Regions from separate parts of the Mus musculus genome. Here region 1 is linked to region 2. The links are chromatin loops, found by intact Hi-C in ENCODE. Cell type or tissue: heart. All regions are shown on one strand. Each heading gives the region's core, and the rest is flanking DNA. Links, peaks and the distances in the headings are about the cores only. Region 1 holds the start of Gm34514 (a long non-coding RNA gene). Region 2 holds the start of Gm34458 (a long non-coding RNA gene).

The links. A loop is a pair of places that touch in the nucleus more often than their neighbours do. Peaks named below come from ENCODE experiments on the same cell type or tissue, not always from the same donor. Only the 100,000 strongest peaks of a DNase experiment are listed, where the experiment ranks them.
Region 1: it touches region 2 in a loop (4-fold over the local background); 7 of 42 quality-filtered maps call a loop at or near these places.

What each region holds. Positions count from the first base shown.
Region 1 is chr2:158,176,088-158,187,240 of GRCm38, forward strand. It overlaps Gm34514 (a long non-coding RNA gene), which reads left to right and starts at 2,977. Exons shown (of 2, transcript XR_375177.3): 1 at 2,977-3,053; 2 at 3,323-3,486. It also overlaps a transcript of D630003M21Rik not described here. In heart, for the core only: a CTCF peak has its summit at 4,914 (motif pointing left); DNase peaks (open chromatin) are centred at 3,104 and 3,694; H3K4me3 peaks cover 1,231 bases; H3K27ac peaks cover 2,726 bases.
Region 2 is chr2:158,102,534-158,113,686 of GRCm38, forward strand. It overlaps Gm34458 (a long non-coding RNA gene), which reads left to right and starts at 2,721. Exons shown (of 2, transcript XR_001783529.1): 1 at 2,721-2,941; 2 at 9,626-10,292. In heart, for the core only: a CTCF peak has its summit at 4,885 (motif pointing right); DNase peaks (open chromatin) are centred at 3,228, 4,828 and 7,268; H3K27ac peaks cover 3,485 bases.

The DNA of each region.
Region 1 (11,153 bases), core at 1,511-9,510, 73 kb after region 2:
AGATGGCTCCGCCGGCAAAGGGCTTGCTGTGTACGTAGGAGGACGGGAGTTTGGGTTCCCAGCACTCCCATGAAAGCCGAGGATGGCGGGTTACACCTCTGTGCTCTCAGCTGGGAGATCACTGGCCAGCAAGCCTGGCTGATTTTAATACAGGAATGTTGGGGGGTCTTTGAGATTGACGGGGTCTTTCTCAGGAGCAAATGTCCCAGAAACTTTAAAGCTGCCTAGGCTGGCTTGAGCAAATGGTTTGGGGGTTCTTGTCTCAGCAGTAAAACCAGGAAATGAAATTCATGGGCCGTAGAGGAGAAATTTTAGAGAGATGATTATTATAGACTCATAGGTGGGAGCACAGGAGAGAGGAAACAGAAGTCCTGGTTGGAAGTGGGGGCTGTCTTAGGAAATAGGGCACTGTACTGGCTGGTTTTGTGTCAACTTGACACAAGTTAAAAAAAAAGTCATCAGAGAGGAAGGAGCCTCAGTTGAGGAAATGCCTCCATGAGATCTAGCTGAAAGGTATTTTCTCAACTAGTGATCAGTCGGGGAGAGGGGGTGAGCTGTTGGCCCAGCTGGCCCACCAAGCATCCTTTTCAGCTCTGTTCCAGTCACACTGTGAAGTCACCTTGCAACCTCAGGCAGAAGCGGTCATCTAGGAGCTGGCACAGGGACAGGAACCAGAACCCTGCCGACCTTCTCGCTTTCAGCAAGGCTGTTCTTATAACTGCTACCTCAGAGTCCTCGCCTACCGGACTGGTTGCTATCACCTGCTCATCAGTCCCATGAGCTCCAGATTCAGTGAGAGGACTGGTTTCAAAAATGAGGTGGCCTATGTCAACCTCTGGCTTCCAAATGGGCGTGTCCACATTAGCACCGCCCCCCAAACACAGGAGCTAAAGGAAGCGGCACAGACATCTTCCTGAAGAGTTGATGTCAGGCTGGAGAGATGGTTGACTCTTGCAGAGGACCTGGGCTCACTTCCCAGCACACAACTGCCTGTAACTCCAGTTCTAGGTGATCCCATGCCCCCTTCTGGCCTCCATGGGTACCAGGCACACACGTGGGGCACACACGTACATGTATCGCCAAACACTCCAACACATAAAATATTTTGAAGAAGTGACCTCTTCTGAGGGAAGAAGCGAAGGAAACAAGAAGGAAGCTACACGATCTGGGGGAGCAGGCGAGGTGTGGGGGGGCAGGGCTGAAGAAATGTAAGCATGAAAGGCTAAGGCAGACATGCACTGTGAGTGTGCGTCTTCTGTCTGTCTGTCTTAGGTTAGGCATCCTCAGGGTTGCAAACCACAGTGCATTCTTTGAGACAGAGACTTCCTATGTAGCCCAGGCTACCCTTGCCACACAGTCATGCTCCTGCTAGCTCAGTCTCTTAAATTTTTGGGATCAAGGACATTTTTGTCATGCATTCTATACATGTGTGTGTGTGTGTGTGTGTGTGTGTGAGAGAGAGAAAGAGAGAGAGAGAGAGAGAGAGAGAGAGAGAGAGAGAGAGACAGACAGACAGACAGACAGAGACAGAGACCCAGAGACAGAGACCCAGAAAGACTCCTGCCTGCTTTGCTTCCTCCCACCCCACCCCCCCATTCCTAGCATCATCAGGATAAAGAGAAGGAAAATCACAGATGATTAGATGATTCTAATGTGCAAGATAAATACCGCCTCAGTGAGCGCATTATGCAAATCTATGCAATTAACATCACAAATGAGGTGAGGCCTGGGGCCAAGCAGCGGAACTTCTCAGGGGGTATCATATCAGCTCTACACTTCCTGGTCTCTCCAGGCCAGAAAGTGGTCTGGATGGAAGAGACAGACTAGAGTGGTCAGGGCTGAGGTGTGCCTCAGATACCTCAGATGTACATTTTATTCTGTGGAGAAGACGTGGGCACTGCTGCATTTTCTGGCCAAGGGTGGAAGCACCTGGTGTGCCTGGACACTTTGTGCCCAGCTCCGGGTGGGACTCCTTCCCATTAACGAACTGCATTTTGTTCCTTCCTGTGGTACAGTGAACTAGGAAAGAGGTGCAGGGTCTGGGCTAAAGTCAGGTGTGCGGTGACTTAAGGGATCTGTGGGTCCTAGCTCTCTGTTTTGCTGTACACTTCTCCTGTGAAAGGCAATTGTCACCTGTCTTTCAGTTCTGTCTCCATGTTGTCAACCACTGGGCCAAAATACTTCCTTATGGCTCTCAGGGTGGACTCTGTGTGGGGATTAGGTAAAGCTTCCTTATAGCTTGTTGGTCAGGCTCCAAGACAGCCAAACAAGAATGCATTTTTATGTCCCTGCTTTGAAGTCACACAGAGTCAAACTGCTGTCGCACTGTTCTCAAAGGGAAGGGACTTCCACCTGCACAGTCAGGGAGCCAAGGTCAATCTGTAAGAAGGCTTCCTGGAATGAGAGATGCTCATTGTTACGGGCAGCTCTGGATAATGTCGTCCACTGTACCTAGAACCTGAGGACCCTGAAGTGGGGTCTGGGTGAGAGTCTTGCTTTCTGAGAGACTCCAGGATACATCAATTTTGTCAGCAATTGCCCCACCTCCTCCCAGACCTGTGAGACCCTTTTCTGGGTCAAGTCAGTCCCCTCACCCCCCAGTCCTGGACCTTCTTGCACAAAGAACTCAGAGCTGTACAGCAGCCTGGCCTTGGCCACTGGTCTTGTGGAGCCTTTCCTTAGAAACAATGAAGTAAAAGCCCCCACCTACACATCTCCCCATGGCCCAGCAGTGGGCGCAGCGTTGGTCAAGGAGATGTGGAAACCCTGAGGCAGCCATTGAGGAAAAAGACTGTCAGGCCAGAGGGTGTGACTTCGGTGAGGGTCAGAGGGTGGACCGGGCTCGCAGGGTCATTGCTGAATTCTGAGATCCCAGCTGTTGGACCTCAAGGAAGATGACCCCCCCCCCCCCCCCCCGCCCAGGCTCGAGCGTGGAAAGTGGACCGAGGTTCTCTGATGCAGTTTGTTTTGTTGCAGAGCTATGGCTACGGCGTGGGAAGGTCTTCTGATCTGAATGACCCTGACAGGCTCAGGAGGATTGCGGGAAGTGGGAGGTAAGGGTAGAGAGCGGAGGTGGTGAGGAGTTTGCAGGCCTGGTGGGCGGGGCTGGCCTGGTGGGCGGGGCTGGCCTGGTGGGCAGGGCTGGCCTGGTTCTCACACTGAGCAGGACGCAAATCCCACTGCACTAGTTCAGTGAAGGACTCCTTGGGTTCCGAATGCTTAGGACGTGGCTCTGTTGTGCTACCTGCCTCTCCGAGAATCCTCCATGTTGCCTCATCCAAGCCCAAGGCCACAATTTATAGCCTTTTTTTTTTTTTTCTAGAGAAAGACGTGTGACTTACAGAGACGGGAACCGCAAAGTTTGGCTGTCACACTCAGGATGCGTTTATGGGAGCCCCTCCCACAAGATACTGGAGTGCTAGGATGTTCCCAAGCTTTTGTTCAGCTTACTGGAGTTTCCAGGCCATTGAAAACTAGTGATCCCGAGAGACCCTCTGCCTGTCGTTTCCTCTGCAGGAGATCCTGGGACATTCGAAGCCTTGGCAGGAGGTTCTGGGGCATTCAAAGCAGTGGATTGTGCTGACACCCCACTCCCAGCCATCCTGGCCCAAGTAACAGCCCCTTTAACAGACGGATAAACCAAGGTGGACAGGAAATCAGTTCCCCCATAAGGGCTAGGGAGAGCCGCAGTGGGGATGGGCTGGCTGGATGCCTGGGAACGGCAGGAAGCCAGGACAGCCAGCCGCTGCTCCCTGCAACTTCAGACGGTCAAAAGCCCCCCCACCCCCGTGACTCATCCCATATCCCAGGGGCCCCAGCCTCAGCTCCCTACCCAGCCTAGTTCTTCGGGAGCGAGAATGGCCCCAGGACTCTCCCCCTGCTTCTCCCAGGATCCCAGGGAGGTACTGTTCTAAGTACATACAGCAGATGGGATGGGTATCCATGCAATTTACCGGCCAAATTGGAACACTTTAGGGAGTCGCTGATAATTACACTGGGATTCTGCATGGCAAATAGCGGTGCCTGCTGTCCCACCAGATAGTTCTTATTGCTTAACTCATATCTTAGGCCTCAGCCATGGGATTAGAGCCAAAGAGCTCAGGGGCAGGTGTGGGTTTGAGAACTCCACACCCTGAAGGGAACCTGAGTGTGTAAGAGACTGCGGAGGATGGAGTGAGACAAGCCTGCCTGGGTTCACATCCTACTTCTGCCACTTGTGGGCTGTGTGAGCTCAAGCATGTTACTTAACCTCTCTGGTCCTCAGTTTTCCCATTCATAAACATACTCACACGACAGAGGGAACAGCTATGAGATGGGATGATACAAATACACTGAGCACAGAGGCTCACACTTAGTAAGTAAGTGGCTATTGTCAGTGTGTGAGTTTAAGATTATTGGCTCTGACAGGTGTTGAGATTAAACATCACAATTGCAGCCACAGCCCTGACTGGTGACTTAGGCACCGAACTGTAGGAATGAAGGCCAGGTGAACGAGTTGTCCAGGAAGGGACTTTCTCACAGGGCAAGGACATCAGAGTTGTTCCAGGAGGAAGCAGCCTCGGGGCAGTGACAGTCGAGCCTTTCTGGACTATTAAGACACATGTCAGTAGGGCCATCATGTCATAACCCACAGAAAGAAAGCTTTCTCCATTCTGCTTCTTGTGGAGACAGGCTTGCTCTGTAACCCAGGCTGGCTTTGAACTTGTGATCCTCCTGCCACAACCTCCAGAGTGATTGGATTGCATATGAACACAACCATGTTCTGTTGGTGACCTGCTTTTTACCCCCATGTTAAAGACAAACAAACAAACAAACAACCCTCAGTGCTTAGTGATCTTGCAGAGCATCGGTCAGGGCTAGGTTTCCCAGAACTTCGGATCTGTACTTCCGATCCTCGCGCCCTCTTCTGGTCACTGTGGGTACTGCATGCACGTGGTGCACTTAACCCAGTGCACTTAGCTTAGCTCTCTACCTAGCTCTGTTCCTCGGGAACATTTAACAAAATAAAAATAAATAAACCTTAGGAGAAGAACCACAGGGCCCTTTTTGAGATGTCAGCCGCTACTCTTTCCCTCCATAGGTTTTCCTTGATGTCCTTGGGCTCACGTGTCACCTGCATACTGTTTAGTTCAGGTGGGAGGAGAATGGGAGAGGGTGTTCAGAGCAGGGTTGGGGTTAGTGGAGCCTGGCCTGAAGAGGCAGGAGAGGCTGCTGCCTCCAGGCCTCCCAAATCTACCTCTGAGCCTATCAATGAGGCCTGTTCTTTTGATTTCTAAGAACACATGGCCCTCTGACCATATGCTGGGTTCAGAAGTCACCTAACCTCTTGCCCCCCCAAGTTAAAAGCCTGAGCTAGTTTTTCTGGCTGCTTGAGCCTCCCCTCTCCAAGCATCAGTGTACGATGATGAGGCATAGCATAGGCTAGGCAAAGGTCTAACTGCGAATAGAGGTTGGTAAGAAAGAAGTCTATGATCAATTAATGATGTCTGCCACAGGTACCGGCTGGGTAAAGGTGATGTGTGTGTTTCAAACTTGAGAACATAGAACTAGATAAGGCCATGCCACAGGCATGCTGAGTGCTGCCGACTGTGCCCAGTGATAGATACTATTGTGCCAGGAGAGAGAGGAGGCTTCTAAAGGGCACAGCCGGGGCAGAAGCTTAGGTGTGGGAATCTGACCTCAGAGTGCAGAACACTGGGCGGGTAAGCTTGTATCAGCCCTTCAGTGGCTGCTTGAAGGGCAGCTCCCCCAGCCACACCCCTGTCCCTGTCCCTGTACCTGATGTCACAGCCCCAGCCTGGAGAAAGTCATAGGTGGGTCTGCAGCTGAGCCCAAGCTCAAACAAACCCTCTTTCCTTTGCCAGCCCATCCTCTCTGCTGTGGCAGAGGAGGGAGAAGGAGCACGGGAGCGGGAGATGAGATCAGGAAATAACAGGCTTCTCGGGAGCAGTAATGACATTTTAACTTGAAAATTGCAAGAAGACAGGGCTGCGGAGGCATATGCAAATTTCACATAAACGAGATGCAAATGAACCTGCCTCTGCCTGCCTCTTGCACCTGGATGTGGCTCAATGACAAATCCTAATGGGCACAGCGTGGCTGTGTGATTGATTATCAAGGCCAGCTGGGATGACAACTGTGCTCTTTTTCTGGGAGCTTGGGGGAGAGATGTGATTGTTCCTAGGTGGCCCTGAGCTCTTTCTGGCAGGGGACCCCAAGGCATAGCCCTATCAAGCTCAAGGTTAGTGAATTTAGGGCATATCTACTACCTGTATTCCTGCCAGCACCCATGGCAGACATCATTAATCAATCATAGAGTTCTTACTGAGCTCTGGGCAGTCCTTATTAATAGAAAAAGAGTTACTGCTCATTCACTTATTCATTCATGCACCTGACCACCATGAAGTCCAAAGGACACAGAATAGGCAGACTCAGTTCTTGTTCTCACAAAACAGTTTAATAAAATATTGCAAAACGGCAATTTAAGTACATGATATCAAGGAAAAGTATAGGTTTATGTAAGGGGTATGTGTGTGTGTGTGTGTACATGATCCAAGGCCTCTCCCTACTTCAAGCTACACCTTTAGTCCTAAAAGGAGTCTTACACCTTCAAGGTGGCCAGGAAAGGCTGACCCTGCCAATCAGAAGGCTAAGGAACCTTGATAGTTAAAAGAGGCAGGCAGAATTCTCTAAGCCCTAGAAAAAGAAAGCCTGCGTGACACACCATCATTACTATCCAGATTCCCGGGTCACCATCTCTCATTTTCTTTTTTCTGTGCTTTCCTCTTTTTTTTTTTTTTTTTTTTTTTTTTTGGCTTCTGTCTGTCTGTGTTTTATGTGTATGTTTAAAATAGCTATATGGAGATAAAGCCCACATACCCCAAAATCCACTCATTTAAAAAACATTCAACACAATGCTTTCTAATATATTTATAAGTGTATCCTGCCATTACCACAGTTAATTTTAGAACGCTTTCATCTCAAGAGGATGATGGTGATGGTGATGATGATAATGATGATGACGACGACGATGACAATGATGACATCTGGGGTTAGAGAGATCTCACTTGCTCTTGCAAAGGACTGAGGTTCCATTCCCAGCACTTGTATGGTGGTTTACAGCCACCCCTAACTATCACAGTCCCAGAGGATCTGATGCCCTTTTCTGACCTCCAAGTCAACAAGCATGCAAGTGGTGCTTATATATACTCACCCCCCCCAAAAAAATCTACTGAATAAATTTATCAAAAGATCTACTTGGGGAAATGAGAAGAAAGCAAATGGCGTGTTGTGTTCTGTAAGCATCACACTAGACCCGATACAGTCAGTCTTAGGTGCCACCCACGCTTCTTGTGTTCTGTGTAAATGTAGTCACGGTAACTGCAGCCTCCCAATCTCTTCCACATAGCATGAAGTCTGTAAGGCCATCCAGGTTGCCGCATGAATCACTATTTATCGCCGAGAATTTTCACTGTGGGAAAGGAAAATACGCACAGTGTAAGTGTTCACTGGAGTCATCTCCTAAATGTGTGGGCACCAGCACTGGCTATTTCCAAATATCTTTCTTATGTCCAAACAAAAACCCCCCACCCACTAACAATTCCCACTCTCTCCTCCTCCCAGCCCCAACTAACTCCTCCCCGACTAAACGTCTCTGTGAACATCTGGCCATTTCACACAACAGAATCGCAAACAGTCCTCCTTCTGTATCTGGTTCATTGCACCGGCATAAGGTTTGCCCCGAGTTGCAGCGTGCATCGGAACTTGGCTCCCGTTTAAGTGGAGTGTAGCTCAGTAGGTTGAGCTGGTTGAGCATCTCCTTAAGCTCTGGGTGCCATGGCACATGTCCGTTCCAGGGAGGTAAGGAGATTAGAAAAGCAAAGTCATCCTTGGCTACATAGTAAGCTCAAGGCTGGCCTGGGATATGAGACCCAGCCTCAAATAAACAAGGACATTGTTTCTTTCTCTAAATATGGATGGTGAGTGTGTGTGTATCCATATTTTCTGGATATTTGTGTTGCTTCTGCCTTTAGCTATTATGAATAATGCTGCACAGTTTGCATAAACTATCTTTTCTTTTTCCCTGTTTGTTCCCAGTTCCTGGAGTGGGATTGTAGGGTTATCTAAGCATAGCAGCTGCACCATTGTGCATCTAAAGGTTCTGTTTCATGACCTTCCCACATGTGGTATCGTCTGCATTTGTTATTGTAACCCTCCCCCCGCTCCCTCTCTCTGTTTTTTTGAGACAGGGTTTCTTTGTGTAGCCCTGGCTGTCCTGGAACTCACTCTGTAGACCAGGCTGGCCTCGAACTCGGAAATCTGCCTGCCTCTGCTTCCCAAGTCCTGGGATTAAAGGCCTGCACCACCACTGCCTGGCTGTATCAGTTCTTTATGTACCCTGGCTAAAGAAGTCTTCAAAGACTTTTGTATTCGTGTATGTGTGCATGCGTGCATGTGTGTGTGTTGGAGCACAACTGTGGAGACCTGGCTTTTCCCTTCCACCTTTACAGTCAGACTTGTGTGGTCAGCACTTTGTTCTCTGAGTGGGCCCCAGACAATTGACTCATTTCATGTGCTATCTGCAAATATTGGGTCCTATTCTACATAGTGTCTTTTCACTTTCATTTTTAAATTTTTTATTTTATGTGTGTGTGTATGAGTGTTTTGTCTGCATGTACACTTGTTTGTGTATGTCTGATGCCCACAGAGGTCAGAAGGAGGCATCAAATGGAGTTACAGGAAGTAGTGACCCATCATGTGGGTGCTAGGAACTGAACCTGGGTCTTCTGCAAGAGCGACAGGTGGTCTTAACCACCCAACCATCTCTCTATCCCTTCTTTTTGCTTTCTTGATAAGATCCTTTGATGTATAGAGGTTTTAACTGGGGCGAGAGTGTCTCATTTCAGAGCCTACGCTGACCTTGAAAACAACCTACCCTCTTGCCTTTACTTCCTGAATGCCAGGATTAGAGGTATGTGTCACCACACCAGCCTAGCAGCTTCAGTTTCTTTCTGCTGTTGGTTTGAGATGAGGTCTCATTATGTAGCCCAGGCTGGCCTTCAGCTCAGATCCTCCTGCTACCCTCCTGGAGGACAGTGGTAAAAGCCAGATGCCAAGGAGAGGGTGCAAATAAACCCTTATGACATGTTTTAAGCAGCCAAGGATGTGTAGAATAACTCTTATATCAGGCTTCACAGGAGTCTGTTCTTGAATTTATTTTAATTTTTGAGAACTTCATAAATGAGTACACTATATTGACATCATTTCTATCCCTCTCTCTCCCCCTTCTCCACCATCCATGCTGTTATGCCAACTGGTGTGATCTTTCTTTCTTTTTTTAGATTTATTTATTTAGTTTATGTATGTGAGTACACTATAGCTGACTTCAGACACACCAGTAGAGGGCATTAGATCCCATTACAGATGGCTGTGAGCCACCATGTGGTTGCTGGGACTTGAACTCAGGACCTCTGGAAGAGCAGTCAGTGCTCTTAACTGTTTAGCCATCTCTCCAGCCCAACTGGTGTGGTCTTATGCAGGCAGCCATATTATTCAGAGTCTATACACAGCTCCCCTGTCATACCCAGCAGACACACTTGCAGCAAGCCACCATCTCCATCCTCTGGCTCTAAGATTTCTGCCCTCTCTTTTTGCTGTTCCCTGAGCCTTAGGCATAAGGATAATGTACAAGTTCCATTTGGGATTTCACACCCCGAGTTACTTGTTCTGTGCATCATGACCAGTTGTGGAATCTCTACAATAGCTTCTATCTGCTGTAGCAAGCACCTTCTTTGATGAGGAGGGGGGAAGTTGTATTTATCTATGGGCATAAGGATAAGTGTTTAGAAGGCAGTTGGGAGCTATATTAATTTAGCTAAATGGTAGTTATAGATTCTGGGGTCTATGACTCTCCAGTCAGGGGTTCCTGGCTTGGTTAATGGTCCCAGGCATGAGTTCTGTCCTACCGAGCAGGCCATGAGTCTAATCACACATCTATTGGTTGCCCCCAAGATATACATGCCACCATTGCACCTCTGAAGCTATCTTGGTGGGCCAGTTGTTATATTGGTTCACAGGCTTTCCAGCGAGATAGAACTGGTGATAAGTGTTCTCTCAGTTTGCGTAGCTCCTTCTGCCACCGTGAGAGCTAGCTTCAGGGGCGAGGCTTCCAGAAAAGAACCGTCTTGATTTCTGCGAGTCCTATAACCAAAATGTGCAGTGTTTTCAGCGACAGGGTCTTCTGTCAAGTTCTGGCAGTCAACCAAGAGAATTAACTCTGTCAGTTTTATGGGTGATGTGTTAGAGTCAGAAAACAATCCCCCCACCCCACCCCCACATACACATACTGCTTATGTAGTAAAAAACGGCAGCTGCAATTCTGCAGACTGTTACCAGACAACAGTGATACAGTTTTACCAAAATACAACCAACAGGAGCAAATATTTAAGGAAAACTAGCCTGCAGCTTCTCTGCTTGTTTACAGACATAATTCCCTAAGTGACTAGTGTCTAATACCTCTTAATTATTAGGAAGCGCTGCTTGGAGTGCTCAAAGCTGGGGCCTGTCTAATTATCCTTGCTTCAAGAGAACAGTCAGGATACAATGAGGAACACACGGAGCGGGGCCTGGGAACCGTAAGCAAGTCTCCTCTGGAACAGACTGGCTTGGTAAAGGGTTCTCTCCTGGTTCAGATTGTAGAGAGCTGAGTTGACAGAGGGGAACACTTGTACCCTGGACAGGTAGAGGAGCCACTGTTGCTGTAGTGACATGTAAATGCAAGGGCCAGCGCTAGTGACAACAAATGGACCTGTTTTCTGATGTGCCAATACACCCATAGACACAACAGCAGAACGTCTTTAGACAAGGCGAATAGATGTGGACCAGGATTTAAATAGGAGGCCTGCCTACATGGTGAGCCTGTAGTCTAAACAGCACTGATTTAATAATGGCAGAAACTCCAGGGGGAATTTCCTTGGCTCTTTTATGTGTTAAAAATCCAAATATAAAACATATCATATAAAAGAGAGCACTTACTAGTCATTTTGCACACATCAAATTTACATGCTTTTACCTCTGTGAGCTTTTACCTCTGTGAGCTTTGGTATTATATAGGGAAAGGGTTGCCAATGTGGCTCAGAAAGCAAAGGCGATTG
Region 2 (11,153 bases), core at 1,569-9,568:
GAACGCTCTGGAACACTGGCGATCTAGATGGAATACCTTTGAGCATAGGCTTTGCAGAAGGAAAGGACTTTGGGTGTCAGTAAGCAGCGGGAGTGAGAGAAGCAAGCGTGGACCAGACTAGAGGATTGTTGAGTGACTTGGGCAAAGGCAATGAACGATGGATTCTGTCTTAAAGAACAGTCTGGTGTCAGAGAGGAGAGTGGGTGAGGAAGGGCGTGGTACCCTGGGGTGCCAATGAGCTTATGCTCATGGGTGACCTTTGTGAGTTGGAGGTAAAGAGACTCAGTGGCTTGGGAATAAAAACATCAGGTCTTGATGGGTCCGGTAAAGGTTGCGGGCAGTCTGTAGGCTTTGGTTCTGAGCGACTAACTGGACAGCGATGCCCGTTACTAAGATGGGCAGGTCTAAGAAGGGGCAGGTGAGAGAGGAGGAGTCTTTTCTGGTCCATGGGAAGCCTGGGGTCCTGGGCAGCAGCCTCACAGGGATGGGGGTGGATAGTGCATGGGCCAGGGTAGTGTTTGGAGGAGAGTTCTGGACTGGTTAACATGCAAAGCTTAAGCCAGATGAGTTGAGCAAGTGGTGTCAGACCAAGCAGGGGAGTGGGCTCTCGGGTGTCCTGCCATCTGGGGTCAGGAGGAGGAAGAGGAGGCAGTGCGAAGGAGACCAGGAAGAAGGGACCAGGGAGCTCTGAGGAGAGGAACAGGGAGTGCTGAGCTCTGGCAGCCAAAGGAGGGGACTATTTTGAGAGAGAATATGGTCAGTTAAGTGCTGCAGGCAGGGTTCACCCCAGCAAGAGTGAGACATGGTAGTACTTAGGGAAACATTTGACGTTAACTCTTTCACCCCCACGATAAAAGGCTGGACCACACCTCTTCCTTTAGCTAATGAAGCACGCATAGAGGCTGTATGAATGCTGTATTTACAACAGTCTATAGGGCCGAAGAGATGGCCTTGTGGGTAAAGTGCTCACTGTATAAGCCGGAAGATCAGAGTTCCAATCCTTTACACTCACGTAAAATCCAGGCATGGTTGTACGTGCCTGTAACCCCAGTGCCTCAGGGTAAAGAGAGAGACAGGAGGAGCCCAGGATCTTGCCTGCCAGTGCTCTAGCTGGAATGTCAAGGTCTAGACTCAGCGAGAGACTCAGTTTCACAGACTCAGGTGGCAAGCACCGAGGATGTGATATGCATTCTACTGGTAAAGTGTCCTGTGTGTCTGAGCACACGGGGAAGCTGTTTCTAGAAGAGGGGTTGAGATTAGGGGAAAATACGTGTTGTTGTGCCCATGAGGGCAGTTCCAGAGAGAGTTAGCTGAAGAGGCAGGACAATTGGAAAATACAGACCAGCCAAGAGCCCAATGGCGCAGACTTGCTCTCTCTGTTTCCGGGACACCTAGAGCTAAGGCCTCTGCTCACTCTGACACCCCTGCTAAAATGGACCCCAAAACTCTGGTGCCATGAACCACCACAAACCCTTTTCTTTAATGTTGTTCCCGTCAGATAATTTCTCACGGCGTTGAAATGTTTGGCGGACACACACACTCACACACATTTTAAACAATTGTCTTCTTAGTTGTAAGATGTAGGTCTCCCTGTCTGAGTTAGTAATCCTTGCCTACCTCTACATACCCCTAATCCTGGAGGCAAGCCCCACGTCCTTAAAACAACTGTCTGGCCAATCACACTGGAAAACAGCTGTCTTCATCATTTGACCATTTTGTGTTTACTTCTTAAAAGGGGGTATTTCCAGAGTTCATGAGCTGGTGAATCATTCCTAGAAGGGAGGTTGGTGTGAGAAAGTGGACATTGAGAGTGAATCCTCCACACATTTTAAAAGATACCACTGATAACTGGGCAGTGGTGCCACATGCCTTTAATCCCAGCACCAGGAAGGCAAAGGCAGACTGGATCTCTGAGTTATAGGCCAGCCTGCTCTATAAATCGAGTCCCAGGACAGCCAGGGTTATACAGAGAAACCTTGTCTCAAAGAAACAAAAATGACATAAAATTTAAAAAATTAAAAAACAAAGATACCATGGTTGATATTGTTTGAATGTGAAATTTCCTCTGCAGGGTTGTGAACTTGAACATCTGCTCCTTGGCGTGTGGTCCTGTCTTGTCAGGAGGCTGTAGAACTTTTAATGGAGGCCCAGGAGTTATCTATCGGTAGCCTTGCCCAGGTTTAGCCTGCACACACTTCCGCTCCCCACCCCACTCCTGATCCACCGAGGTTTAAGCAAGCAGAGCCAAGCAAGTTCTTGCCAGCATGGACCCAGCATCTTTGAAGGGCTTCTGTGGCTTCCTCGGCATGATGGGCTGTACCTTTTCAAACTGTGGAGCCAAAATAAAAGCTTCCTCCTTAAACTACAGAGAGCCCAGGGGTGAGAACAGTAGTTAACATGGATGCCTGGTCCATGCTGGCCCCAGTGCTGGGCTCTGCATACTCAGAAGGCAAGAGGATTCAGCCTTCTGTCTCTGAAAGTTCATAACAGAGCAGCAGGGCAAGATGAGTCCTTAAATCATGTCAACTGTAATAGATGCCATCAACCCAAGGGGTGCCCTTTAAATCACCACTCAGGGAGGGCTGGGCCAGAAGTTCAGAGGGCAGACGCGTCCTTCTGACTGCAGCCTATTGAGGAAGTCTTTGTAACGGCCTTTGATCTGGGTCTTAGAAATCAACAACTTTTGATCACTCGGAGGAACAGAAGAAGGTAGGGTGGACTTAGGCAAGACAACAGCCTGGACAAAACTCAAGTACCTTCTTAATTCAAGATTTTCTTTTTTAATCATGTGTGCGTTTGTGTGCCTAGTTCGGGTCTGCAGGACTGCAGTGCCCATGGAGGCCAGAGGACCAGATGCCCCTGGAGCCATTGATCTGTTTGGGGATATTTCACATAAACGGAGTCATATGATGTGTGGTCTCATGGGAGCAGCTGCTTCCAGGTAGGGAAATGCTTTCAAATCACATCTGTACTGTGCTCACATCACTTCCTCCTTTTCATTGCAGAGTAATACTCCGTTGTGTAGATGCCCCCTGTTTGCCCCCTATCAGTTAGTGCAAGTTTGGGTTGTGTCCACTCTGGCTTTGGTGAATGTGTTTTCCATTTTCTGGTTTCGCTCTGGGAGGAGCCCGAAGGTCCAGTGTTTGCTCCGTGCCTAACCTGATGTCATAGGGGATCGTGTCCCCAGACAGCTGCACCACAGCTTGTCTCTGGCAGAGCTGTGAGAGCGGTCCAGGCTTTCCACATCCTGCCTTCGACTGTCATTATCTGCCTCAGGGTCACAGCCCCCATGTGGGTGTGACATTATCTCCTTGTGGTTTGGAAGGGAAAACTTTTCAGTGACTCTAATTATCTTCCCATGTGGTCAGTAAGCCTTCTGCATAGAACTCCTCCCTCTCCCCCAACTTGTTGTGTGTGTATGTATGTGTGAGTCTCTGTGTGTGTGTGTGAGAGAGAGAGTGTGCACAGATATGTGAGTGTGTGTGCATGTAGAAGTGTGATTGTGTGAATGTATGTGTAGATGTGTGTGCATGTGTGTAGATTGTGTGTGCATATGTGTTGGGTAGATGTGTGTGTGTGTGTGTGTGTGTGTGTGTTTGTGTGTGCATGCATTTGTGAGGGAGGGTGGATGTGTATGCATTTTCTGCAATGGAAGACTTCAATAGCATTTGAAGATTCTGGTAAGAGCAATTCATTCCAACTGGGCATGGTGGCACACACCTTAAATCCCAGCATTTGGGAGGCAGAGACAGGCGACTCTCTTGAGTTCAAGGCCAGCCTGGCCTACTATAGAGAAACCCTATCTTGAAAAAAACAAAACAAAACAAAACAAAACCAACTGATTCCTCCTCTGAGTCACCTCGAGGGGCCGATGGCTAACGTCTGCACAGTGCCTCAATCTGTGTCTCATACCGCTAAGAGCCAGCACGTGATTACTGCTATTGCCGTTATTGTTAAAATCTGGCTCTGGGTCTGGGAAGATGGCCCAGTGGTTAAGAGCTGAGTTCATTTCTTAACACCCCATCAGGTAGTTCACAATCACCTGTAACTCCGGTCCTAGGGGATCTGACATCTTTTTTTGACCTCAACAGACACCTGCGTGCATGCAGAGCCCATATATACATACACTTAGGCACATGTACATACACATAAAATAAAATAAGTAAGTCTTTTTTTAAAAACAGCATTATATTTAAAAAAAATAGTCCAGCCCTGACTGATTTTGGGTGACTCTGGCCTCAAGTTGCTTTGCTGGGCTTCATTTTTCTCAGGACCATTGGGGGCCTCAGCAACACAGACCCCAGCAGCACCAAGTTCAAGAAGCCCTCCCCCCACTGAAGGAATGCGCCAATGAAATAGGAGATAGAAAGAAGGAGGAGGGGGTCTCTGTGATGCATGAGAGACAAATTGCAAGGGCTGTTAAGATTTGGCACTGCCAAGTGTTGGGTGTAGACGGCTTGTCAGCCCTGAGCAGGGCTGGCCAGATCTGAGAAAGAATGGAGGGGGAGTTGGCAGAGAAAATCTTTTCAGGGGGCCTGGGGCCTGGTGGTGCCTGGTGGAGCATGGGCTGCCAGTGCTCATCTTCAGCCATCCCTGTAGGGCAGGACCACTGTAGCTAAGGAAAGCATCAGAGACCAGGCGCCTTCTTCCTCAGTCCCCATTATGAGCCCCTACATAATTCTCTTCCTGGCTTTGCACCAAACTCCCAGCCTGCTTCCTGCCTGCCTGTCCTCTGCGTATCCACCATGGAAAGTGTCTCTGCTGCCTCCCAAAGGGTCACTTGGCAGCTGTCCCTTTCAGATCTCCCTACTGCCTTGCTCCAACAGCCCCTTGCTGGACCTAACTTTCTAGAGCAAGATTGGCTGCCACTGCTATCAACCCACAGCCCTCCAGGGGGCACAGTTATGACATCCTAGCTCGTCCCTGTGCTGAAGTTGGGAGTAATTGCCACTGTGGGACAGCGTTCCCATTCAGGGTTGATGTGTAAATAGAAAAGGCACAATCACCAGTCTGTGTGAGCTCCTAGCTGTAATCTCAGTACTAGGGGCGTGAGGCAGGAGAATTACTGAGAGTCTGAGGCCTGGGTTATGTAGTGAGTGAAACTATCTCAAAAGAACGAGGAGGAGGAGGAGGAGGAGGAGGAGGAGGAGGAGGAGGAGGAGGAGGAGGAGGAGGAGTGGGGAAATGAGTTAGTGGGTAAAGATGCTAGCCTAGCAGTTATGAGGACTGGTTCATGTCCCCTCGTGCAAAAGCCAGGTGGACCTGGTGGTCACCAAGAATCCCAGCCCTGTGGAGCAGACACAAGGGATTCCCAAAGCAAGCTGGCTAGCTAAACTAGCAGGAATTGGTGAGTTCCAGGCTCAAGGAGTACCCTCAACCCAACAAATTAGTGGCGGTTAATGAAGGAAGACACCAAATGTCAACTTCAGCCCCACCCCCACATGCATGCTCGTGCATGCGTACACACTACCACACACTCAAACATACGCATAAAGGCAGGCACAGGATGTAGCAAATGTGTGAGTGTGAGTGTGTATCTGTGAGTGTATGTCCTGTGTGAGTGAGTGTATGTGTGTGAGTGTATTGTGTGAGTGTACTTATGACTGTGTGCATGTGTGTGTGAGTGTGCTTGTGTGAATGTGTGCTTGTGTGAGTGTGTGTAAGTGTGCTGTGTGAGTGTGTGTACGTGTGTATTACAACTTACTGATAGACCAACTGCTATTTAAACTTCACTGTGGTGTGACAATATTCTCACATGACAATTTTCCACTTGGTAGGCCACATTAAAATAAATCAATAATAATGAGCTTTAATTCCAGTACTTGGGAGGCAGAGGCAGGAGGATCTTTGTGAGTTCAAGGTCAGCCTGATCTACCAAGTGAGTTCCAGGACAGTAAGGGCTACATAGAGAAACCCTGTCTTGAAAAACCAAGAAATAAAAATAGATAGATAGATAGATAGATAGATAGATAGATAGATAGATAGATAAGAACAAAGAAGAGCAGGGTGTGGTGGTGAAAGAGTAACTTTAGCACGTATCGGGTGGGGGTAGAGGGTCAAGAGTTCAAGGTCATCCTTGGGCTACATAGCGAGTTCAAGACCAGCCTGGGCTACAGGAGAGCACGTGTCAAAACAAACAAATGAATGAATAAATAAACAACCTCAATCTCAAATCAAACCCAGGTAAGCTAGCCAAGCCTTTGTTGTAAAATAAAAGTTTTCCTGATAGTAAAACCGTCAGTGAGTCGCAATACACATGCTGGGCTCTGCCTCAACCGTAGGCTGCCAGTGGCCAGCGCACCTGGGGGAGGCTGGGCTGAGCAAGGGTGTTTGGCTGGCTGTGCAGTAAATACATCGGAAGGAAGGCAGTGAGGAGTTTGTGGGAGCACTCACAGGGGCGAGGGGCGTCAAGTGGAGGCCAGAGCTGATTGATGTCCAGGTTCTTTCCTCAACCACGTCTCCATTTTAGCTTTTGAGACAGGGATCTCACAGAACTGGGAGCTTGGTGATTCATCTAGACTGCTGATCAGGGAGTTTTGGGGGTCCTCCTGTCTCAGCACCTCACTCTCTGTCTGTCTCTGTATCTCTGTGTATGTCTGTCTCTCTCTCTCCTCTCTCTTCTCTCTCTCTCCTCTCCCCTCCCCTCTTCTCCTTCTTCCTCTCTCTCCTCTCTCTCTGTCTCTATCTCTGTTTGTCTCTGTCTGTATCTGTGTCTCTGTCTCTGTCTCTCTCTGTCTCTCTCTTGTGGGTTCTGGGATTCAAACCCAGCTCCCCTAACTTGTGCAGCAAAGCACTTTACCTTCTGAGCCATTTCCCCAGCCCATAAATACATTTCTTACTATAAAGTCTCAAACTTCTGTTATGACTCATCGTAATTGGACAAGCGCATATTTTTTTAATTTCTTAATTTTATTTCCTCTGGCAAGGCAACTGTAGGTTTACTTTTTATTTTGGCAGATCGGATTTAAGGAGAATACAAAGGAAAATGATGAATATCGATTCGGACACAAAAGTAAATATTTAGAAAGACTGTGAAAAGAAACCCCAGCAATCGCTAGAGACTTCTAAGCTGCAGATTCCTTTCTTCTGAAGTCTCTGGGGCCGTTTCCCAGAAACACTTTCCCTCATACACTTCCTGAGGTGGCCGGGCCCTGCCTGGAACACAGAACACACAGCTTCCAAAGCTGGGCCCACACAGATGCACATCATGCCTGCTGAGGTAGCCTTCACTTCCTAGAAAACGGACTCTCCCCCCACCTCCTTCCTGCCTCCCGCACCCAGCTCGCAGGCTGCTGTACCTTCCTCCAGCAGCTCAGCTAGCATGCTTCCTGCCTGTCTCTGGAGGATCCTCCTCAGGCTCCAGGCTCCACAGTAGCTTCCCTGCCTCGGCCTGTGTCCAGCCTGTGTGTATAATATAGATTATATTGTTAACTGTCATGTGCTGTTGGAGCTCACCGAGAAACCACCTATGGAGGTGAGGTTCACCCTCTCACCCCCATTTCACACCCAAACATGTGTGTCTCAAACTATCCTCTAAGGCCCCTTTGTCTGGGGATGGAATGGCACCCTAACTCTGTGAAGGGACACAGCAAAGCAGCCAGAGGATAAAAACATTGTGTCTTTAAACAACAGCTGGAAGGTAACCATTCCCAGCAGACATTGCTATGTTCATCCCATGACATAAGAGCCATCTTCAGTAGGCCTCTGCCAGATGTTGTAACCATCCGTATTGTGCTTTTAGTTTTGGTTTGGTTTGGTTTTGAGACAGGATCTCACTATGTAGCCCTGGCTATCCTGGAACTCACCGTGTAGACCAGGCTGGCCTTGAACTCTCAGAGATCTGCCTACCTCTGCTGGGATTAAATGTGGGATTAAATGTGATTAAATGAGGGGACCCTCTGCTCTGCCTAAGATCCTCTCTAGTGGGAGCTCCAGCTGGTTGCTAAGGCACCCTGAGTCCGTTTCTGCTGGGAGGATTTGTTGTTGTTTTGTTCTGTTTTTTTGGTGTTTTGTTTGTTCATTTGGTTGCTTGGTTGGTTTTGTTTTGTTTTCCCTGAAGACAGAGTTTAGTCTGTGTAGTCCTGGCTGGCCTAGAACTCACTCTGTAGACCAGGCTGGTTTTGAACTCAGAGACCCACCTGGCTCTACATCCAGAGTGCTGGGATTAAAGGCATGCGCCACTACAGCCTGGCTCTGCTGGATGTTTTGAACATTCAATTTGATGTTATTTTGATATATCTTTCTCTCTTTCTCTTTTATTTTGACCTGCTATATACTTAATAAATTCACTCATTCAAAACCAAAAATATGACTCCCATAGATCATTCTCAGAACCATACACATCAGTGTGACAGGTAGCGACAGCGTGGGAAGCTGGGAACGAAGACTGGGTTCCGAATTGTTTGCTTGGAACTCTCGCTCTACCTTGGATTTCCATCGTTGTGACCCTGGGCCTGTGCAGTAAGCTCTCTGGTCACTCTTCGATCTGCTATACTGCAGAATGGGGATGTCAGGACCCAGGACCCCTGTGTATGCAAGGCACTTGAAGGAAGCTTGGCTGTTAGACCATCTAGCCAGTGGGCTCTTGGGATCCATCTGCCTCCACACCCAGGGCTGGGGTTGCACAGGTGCTGGGGATTCAAACTCAGGCCCTCACCCCTACAGAGTAAAACGTCCTACCCTCTGAGCCATTTTGTCAGCTTCAGCTTGAATCTTAGAGTTGATACCATAGCCCTCTTGGCGCCTTTTGCTTCTCCCTGGAGTTTGCTAAGACAGTATATAGGTCAGTCTTGCCATGATGACCATGTGTCCCTTAAATCTAGTATAGCACCTGGTCCACATGAACTTTGACCCATCCAGCTGTCTTCATGCTATAGCTCCCAAGAGGCCTCTACACCACTGCCTCCTTTCAGCTGGGCTCAGAAGCCACCGCTCCATCCCCAGCTGTGAGAGATGCCTAAATAAACGATCCCTGTTCCAGTCACCCACTCTGATCCCACCATCGTCTTACAGCCAGAGTTCCTGTTGGCCTCTGAGGCAGTGTCATACTGAGGCAGCATCCAGGTGATCCATTATGACCGAGACCCAGAGAGGGCAAGTTACTTCCTCATAGTCACACAGCCAAGAGTGCTGGGAGATGAAATATCAATCACTCAGAACTCCTTGGTTCATCTCACCCTGGGTCCCAGGGCCACTGCCCCCCTTTAAGGGACCTCTGCCAGCTAGCCATGTGGCCACTCATCTCTCCCAAGAAGAGTCGAAATGGGGTGGGCTCAGCTTTTGCCCTTATTCTTTGCTATAAGCACATCCTGCGCCCATCCATGCCTCAGTTTCCCTTCTGTGAAAAGAGTAATCTCAGCAAATGAAGGTAAATTGCCGCTCTGGCTGACTTAGCTGGCATTTTCCTTTGGTCTGTCTGTCTGTCTGCTCCAGAACAAGTCTGGAGGAGTGGATGTAAAACTGACAAGGCTGGACCTTTGCCTCTGGTTGTCTTCACTTTCTTTTTCAGAGACAGGGCCTCACCATGTAGCACAGGCTGGCCTCAAACTTACAATCCTCTTGCCTAACCTCAGAGCCGAGATGACAGGCATGTACTAACTAAGATGCTTCATATTTCTTGCTATAGGACAGCAGCTGAGGACACTGTCTAGAGGCAGCTCGTTAGCCATCGTGAAGGGTGTAGATCAAGTGTGACCTGCAGCTGGCTGGAATGGACATGGTACTGAACGATTAAGGGTTTACGAAGGCCCCAGGGACCCTCTGACTTTACCCAGTGGGCAGGAGTACCCGTAATCACGGACAACTGTCTACAGAATGCACCGTACCCTCAAACGGACGGCACCACCTCCTCTCTGCTCCCTCATTTCACAAAACAAAGAAGCCGGAAGGGAATGGGATGTTTACTGAGCATGCCCAAGCAAATCCCCCAGACAGAACCCAGGCTGCGGCTCTCAGCTCAGCCTTCTCCCTTCCCCTGCTCATACTAATCATTTAGATGGCTTTATTGAGATAGAACTCACATGCCGTACAAGTTAGTTCAATGGCCTCCAGTCCAGACAACTGCACCCATGAAGACAGTCTACAGAATTCCCATAATCCCCTAGTTCCAACTCCCCATCCCTCCGCATCTCAAGGCCCAGGCAGCCACCTGTCTCCTTCCTCTCTATAGGTGCATCACACATTCTGACAGCTTTGGTTTCTGTTTTCTTCCACTTAGCCTATTTCTGTCCTTACTGTAGCGTGTATCAGGGCTTCGTTCCTTTTCACTGCCAAGTAATACTCCATGGTCCATACAGCATAGTTTATTGGTCTCTTAATTAAGTTAGTGGGCAGGTGGGTTGCTTTCACTTTTTCTCTCCTGCGGATGACGGCACCGACAACATCACTGAACATCTTTCTGTGTCCACGGGTGCTTTTCTCATGGATTTTCTGGTTCATACAATAAGTACGAAAAACTCCTTACTTATCACTTTGGTCTTCTGAGCCTGACTTTCTCAGGCTACTAATGGGGAAACAGTGTGTGGATAAACCCAAGGCTTCCAATGTCCAGGGTCCTGGAAACAAGCCTGCCCCTTTCCTGTCCTCCCCACATCCTCTCCCCTCCTCTCTTTAGGCCATTCTTCAGAGAGCGGTGGGACAACTCCTCTCTAACTGCTGGGTCTTGGGTAAGTCTGTGACCTGAGATTCCACGGCTCTGACAGTAGCTGTGGATTCATGGGAACAGAGTTACAGAGCAGCTTTTTGTGTCTGTAAATTTTCTCAACACTCACTGAGAGTCTGGTCCTGTTCAAGGCTGGACACGACTTCCGTGGGCACAGCTTCTCATTTTGATGGCTTATTTCTTTTCCCACTTGACACAGAACCCACGGGCTTCATGGTGTTCATGGTCCCTAAATATCTGCTCAGACCTGTGCTTAACAACCCCTGGCCTGGCTGTTAATGGCGACTTATATGACTTCTCTTTTTTCCTCCCGGTGGCTTCTAAAGTGGCTTCTCCCTTTCCTTGTCCTCTGGAGAAAGCCTTTTGGGGCCCAATAAGTTAATTATTGAATAAACATTTGCCAGTAAAGGAACCCAAGAGACACAAGTCACACATTTCTCTAATCAGTAACTTTTCTGTAGAAGTGCTGAACCCAGAATACCCAGTGGCCTGC